Linked DNA regions of Homo sapiens: region 2 is linked to region 1. A link is a contact called in ENCODE Hi-C or POLR2A ChIA-PET data. All regions are on one chromosome and are shown on one strand. Each heading gives the region's core, a stretch centred on a gene start or an enhancer-like site at or near the end of the contact. The rest is flanking DNA. Distances are from core to core; before and after follow the strand shown.

Region 1 (2,735 bases), core at 193-2,692:
CTCCCAGTGGGTAGAGAACCCGGCATTGTGGGTACCTTATTAGAACTGTCAGGAGGTAATATTACATAAATAATGAAATAACATGTTAATGCAATTCATTACAGGTTCGTTGGAATTTATTGTTCAGGTTATTCCTTTCACTGCTCTGAGAAACATCAGGTATACTAGACTCACCTGAAGCAGGATGTAAGCGTATAATTTGTCAGACGGGCAATATGGTCTAGTGGATCCAGAATTTGAATATTATTTCTGGCTCTGCTGCTGGCTTCCTTTATGACTAGGAGGGAAATGTCTCTGGGTGTTGCCAGTTTCGGTATCTGTGGATTGATAAGCAGATCGCAAGCATGGATGTTATAATAGGTTATTTCATGGGAAATTAAACAGCAAATCTAATGAGAGGAGCGGGTTACTTGGTCATTTCTTTCTAGGTGCTATTTGGTGCTTTAAGAGGACCTCTAGTATTGGATAAGTTAAAGGAGTTTCAGAAAGTGCATCATAACAACATTACTGAGAGCTCAGAATGTGCTACATGGTTCTGAGGGCCATCTGCGTATTAACCTCATTTAATCCCTGCAGCACACCCGGAGGTCATTGCATGATATTGATGCAATTTTACAGATGAAGAAACTGAAGCACATATGGTTAAATAATTTGTCCAAGATCACAAAGCTAGTAAGCAGCAGAACTGGGGTTTGAACTCAGGTTATTTAAACTCAGAGCCCCAGTTCTTATTCCCCAGTATTTGACTCCCCTTTGCTCTCACCTGGTGATAGAAATGATAATGACCAGGCTGAGCGCAATGGCTCACACCTGTAATCCCAGCACCTTGGGAGACTGAGGCAGGTAGATCGCTTGAGCTCAGGAGTTTGAGACCAGCCTGGGCAACACAACAAAACCCCATCTCTACAAAAGATACAAAAATTAGCTGGCTGTGGTGGCATGCCCCTGTCATTTCAGTTACTTGGCAGGCTGAGGTGGGGGAGTGGCTTGAGCCCAGTAGGCAGAGATTGAAGTGAGCTGAGATCGTGCCACTGCACTCAAGCTTGGGCAACAAAGCAACACTCCATTTCCAAAAAACAAAAGAAAAAGTATGAGATTTAACTTAAAAATAATTTTCCTTCATCTGATTAGAAAGTATAATCAGGATGAGCTTTAGTGTGTTGTTTTTTGTAGAGCCGGGCGGGGACCGGGGGTGGGGGGGGGTCTCACCATGTTGCCCAGGCTGGTCTTGAACTCCTGGGCTCAAGCGATCCTCCCACCTCAGCCTCCCAAAGTGCTGGGATTACAGGTGAAAGACACTGCACCTGGACTATCTTTCTGTTATTGCTGTGGTGGGGAGCACACCAAAATAGTGCCTGTCATCCTCATCCTTCCTAGGCATCTTTCCCAGCACTGCTGCTGTGATTAGTACCTTAACTCCAGCCTAGGCAGGTGCAGTGCATCAGCGGCTCTCTTCTCTAGCTTCTTTTACCTCAGCCCAAGCCACTCTGTAGAAATGGGCTCCACCCATGTCATCTGACCTGTAGGTCTCCACTCTTTCTTCCCAGTTCTCAGATGGTTCTTGGAGCACTGGCGAAGTCAAGCGAAAATAAGGTGGTGAGTTTTCCCCAACGAAATAATTAAATTTTGGCTGATGCTGGCCTTTAGTCATCGAAGGCCGAGAAAGTACCGCCCTAACCAGGGAAAAGCAATATCAGATGTAGGCTGTTCTGTTGTGTCTCAACCTCAAAATGCTTGTGGCAAAAGGGACAAACCTCCAATAAGTCTATATTAGAGGTTCAACAGAGTTCATTGAAAACTTGAAACAAATCTGAAAAGAAAAACACTCTACAAATAGGGAAAAAAGATGGGTAGCTGAGAGTGATAAAGTGAGATTCCCCAGATATGTTGCTGTCACCACAGGCAAATCTCAAATTGTTTTCAATGGAGCTTTTGGAAATTTAAATTAATCCTGCCATTTTCAGGCTTGGTCGTTTGGAATGTGTGTTAGTGAAACGCAGTGATGTAGTTTTATAGACTGTAAGAACCTTGGAGGCACCTGAATTCTTGAAGCTAGAGATTTATTGTAGGTCTTCTCTTGTTCTCTGAGAAGAAAACCAGACTTCATATAACAAGAAGTGAGACAGAAGAACAGTTTTCAGAAGCATGTGTCACTCTGCTATTTTAGGAATTGTTCCAATAAGAGATGTTTATAGTAAGCTTGGTGTGACCCAGCCAAGAAGCTTAATATAACAAGGTTAACTGAATTGTGGGAGGAAAGTTTCTAGCCTATACCAGCTTGCATTTATTAATAATCAGAAAGGTTGCGGATGACAGACTTGCTGAGCATTTACTAAATCTGGTACTTGTGGTTTGCAAATCATGTGATTAACAGCTGCTATCATCTATCCTAGAAACGGCAGGAAGAAGTGTTATTATTTTATCACATAAAATAGTAGTCACAAAGAGAATGAAAACAGTTTAATTTGGCAGATATAAAATTCACTGGTTAAGCAGAAAACCATGCTCTGCCCTCCCACTGAGCTCACTAAAGATGGGTTTCCTGGGAATGTCTCAGTGAACAGATGTTTCTTCTTAGGTTTTGATGAAGAGTTTAGTGGCATCTAATCATTAGTGAAGGGTTGTTTTGGCAAAAGGAATCTCTTGTCTATCTACACACATACTTAAATTTTTTTTTTTACGTATATTAAGGATTTTGCATTAATTACCAATAGGATCTCACATAGATGAATCAT
Region 2 (2,990 bases), core at 182-2,681, 180 kb before region 1:
GAAAAAGTGATCCTCAAAGTGTATTCTCAGACCACTAGCATCAGCATCACCAGACAACAAGTTAAAAATGCAAATTCCCAGACCTCATCTCAGACTGAATCAGAATCTGGGGATGGGTTCCAGCAACCTGTGATTCAGCAAGCATCAAATGATTCCGACATGCACTAAAGAGTGTTTTATGCTCATAAACAAAAATATGAAGTTGACAAGTCCCATGGATTTTAACAGAGACTCTGTTCTCTAAATCAAAGTTGTTCATGCTGTGTTAGCATTTTTCTTATTTCTTCAAAAGTTATGTAACTGTATCATAGTCAGAATTTCATTCTTTGCATCAGCAAATACTTTGGTTTAAAAGCAAGCCTGAATTTTAATATTCAAAATGAAATTAAATGAAATAGAGATATTCCATACATCACAAATAGAAAGCTAGTTCTATATTCATTCATTCAATCAGTCAGTCATTCAACAAAAATGCCTGTGTTTATAATAAGTTCTCACTCTGTGAGCAATTAATGTAGGCCAATGTCATCATGCCAGGAGTTTTACAGGCTTATTACCTCATTTAATACCCACAGTAACTGTACATAGAAGGTACCATTATCAATCCATTTTATGAATGAGAAAACTGAATATTAGGGAGATTGAATAACTTGCTCAAGTTTGCAGTTAACAGATGGAAGAGCCCAGACCCTAACCAAGCTCTCTCTCACAGCAAATTCCATGTTCTTGACCACCACCAAGACTGCTCGCCATGTGTTCACCGAGCCTTGTGTATTGAGACTGACTTGGAACAGATCTTTCCAAGCCAGTGTATCAGGCCACTAAATCTGTCACTATGGGTTTGCCTAAATCACTCAGACTATGTCTATTTTCACACGAAATGGCTCTTCTAGTCCTAATTTAACTTTAGTTTAAATTAATATAAAACATCAGAATTTCTGAACTAGAAACAATGTTAATAACCATCTAAAAGGTAGGAGATGACTCAAATAAGTGGGGCTCTGGATTTTACTTCTTTACTTCAGAACAATCCTACTTTTATCCATTTTGTATATTGGGATTCCAGGAGTGATCTCTTTTGAAGAAAGTTCTGCTGCATAAAAATCAAGTGTAAGGAGCAATGAATTTTAATCCAAGCTTCTCATCTTACATATAAGGACACTAAGGCTCTAGGTCACCCTTAATTTTGACAAGCCCAGTTCTCTGCCTCTGTCTGATGTTCTTTCTCCTATATCACAATGTACATGTGCTGTGTTTGTCTTAAAGACCTCAGAGAGCAGAATCTATCCAAGTGGTAAAAATACTGGCAGCCAAGAATGGGTCTACCTACCACCTGGTAGTTTACATGCAAAGGGGAATAAAGGAAGCCAAATGACTGTAAGTTTCTTGCATAATCCACACCAGAAAGCATTGCCTACAGACTGTAACTGCCCGCTATTGACTCTGTTGCTTCATGATGAATGCTGGATGAAACATCTTCAAATTCTACCTGATTTATGTATGATGTCAACATGACTTAAGGTAAGGGCAAAATATGTGTTTTATTTTCCTTACTTGGATTCCCATTAATATATTAAACACTTTCACCATTAATAACAGTTCATTGGCATTTTAGCAGATCTACAGAACTGTGATTCATGACTACTGTCACTTCATCTTGAATTTCATCAGTTAAAGTAAATTTGCTTTCAATTAGTTGTTTTAGTTTTATAAATGATCAAAAATCAATTTTGATTACAATGACAGTCGTAGGCCACATATCACTCTGCGAACCTGCATAATATGCACTAAGCTTTACTCTTCTCATTCTGTAATTTATGCTTTTATGTAAAATCATAGCATTCTGAGAAGTGCCCAAGAAATGTGATATTACAGGTAATTCATAATGTCTAGAAGTAGGCATTTAGTAATCAGATTTTCCATTTGGCTGATGGATAATGCAATTTAATTTTTCAAGGGAAAATAATTCTAAGTAGAGATGGCAGATTTAAGCAGAAATAGAAATTATATTATTTCCTTAAGAGTAAGTAAGTATACATAGAGGGAGGGAAAAGAGAAAACATGTCTTCATGGACTAGGATGTCATTATACTCTTGTCATTATACTCTTGTCATTGTCATTACAAAACAACAGTGCAGGCTCACACCTTCAATGTTTGGTAGGGCGGCTGTAAGTCACACTTACTTAGTTTTGTTCACTGGAATCAGAGATGGTGTCAAAGCAACGTGGCAAGTCAGGTCGAGCCTGCGGGATGGTATTTTGAGCCCATGTGGAAGACTTAATGAAATGTGCAGAATTTTAATCTTTTGCAAATTCCAGCGAGAACACTAAACTAAAACACGACTAATGACAAGTTCATTACCTCACATTCGAGGTACATAAGGCAGATAATTTCATACGGCTTTGCTAAATGCCTTTAAATTCCTGGCAAAACAAAAGCACAACCTGCATGTCATGCAGTCACTCTACGCAACGCCAATAAAACTATAGTCAGTGCTGCCTACCAGGTAGCAATCTGTCATTCTTGCTCTAAACCCTATTGAAAGGCTGTGCAAAGCTTTGTAATCCTGTAACACGTGGAGGAGGATGTGCTGGAAACAGAAGGGGCTGGGAAGCTGGTCCAGGGACTGAGTCACACGAGGGCAGTCTGGAAACAAAGTTTGTATGCACACGGAGGACAGCTTAAGACATTGGTAGGGAAGGGGGTGGAGCCTTTAACTTCTTATGTAACTAAGTCATGGAGCTGCTCCATTGAAAACAAGAAAAATACAATAACCACTAATAGTCATTTGTCCTTGAAAACTGTAGCCACTAGTGAGAACATAGATTTTTTTAATTCTATCTGGTGACCTGCAATCAATACAGATCCTGCTCCTATCTCATTCAAGCTGCCCCTTTCCTATGCTTCAGATGTCCATCTCTGGATCTTTGCAGTCGCTGCTTCCCACTTTATGGAGCTTCAACAGCAGCAATGCTGATTATTCACACAT

The links. A loop is a pair of places that touch in the nucleus more often than their neighbours do. ChIA-PET counts read pairs that join two places held with the same protein, here RNA polymerase II (POLR2A). Pooled maps may share reads with other maps.
Region 2: a loop to region 1 is called in a pooled map, with 4 times the contacts of the local background. The contact joins the promoter of BCAT1-AS1 here to the promoter of LINC02909 in region 1. A Hi-C loop is called at or near these places in 12 of 37 single-sample maps with no recorded cell type and 11 of 50 pooled maps. POLR2A ChIA-PET finds 5 or more read pairs at or near these places in 2 of 52 experiments (A549 and activated T-cell).

The regions. Positions count from the first base shown.
Region 1 is chr12:24,996,023-24,998,757 of GRCh38, forward strand. It overlaps LINC02909 (long intergenic non-protein coding RNA 2909), which reads right to left and starts at 1,443. Exons shown (of 4, transcript NR_171024.1): 1 at 1,210-1,443; 2 at 175-317; 3 at 1-45. It also overlaps a transcript of IRAG2 not described here. RefSeq lists enhancers at 2,002-2,131, 2,382-2,491.
Region 2 is chr12:24,818,427-24,821,416 of GRCh38, forward strand. BCAT1-AS1 (BCAT1 antisense RNA 1) reads left to right here and starts at 1,432. Exons shown (of 4, transcript XR_007063245.1): 1 at 1,432-1,521. All of the region lies in intron 10 of BCAT1 (branched chain amino acid transaminase 1), which reads right to left.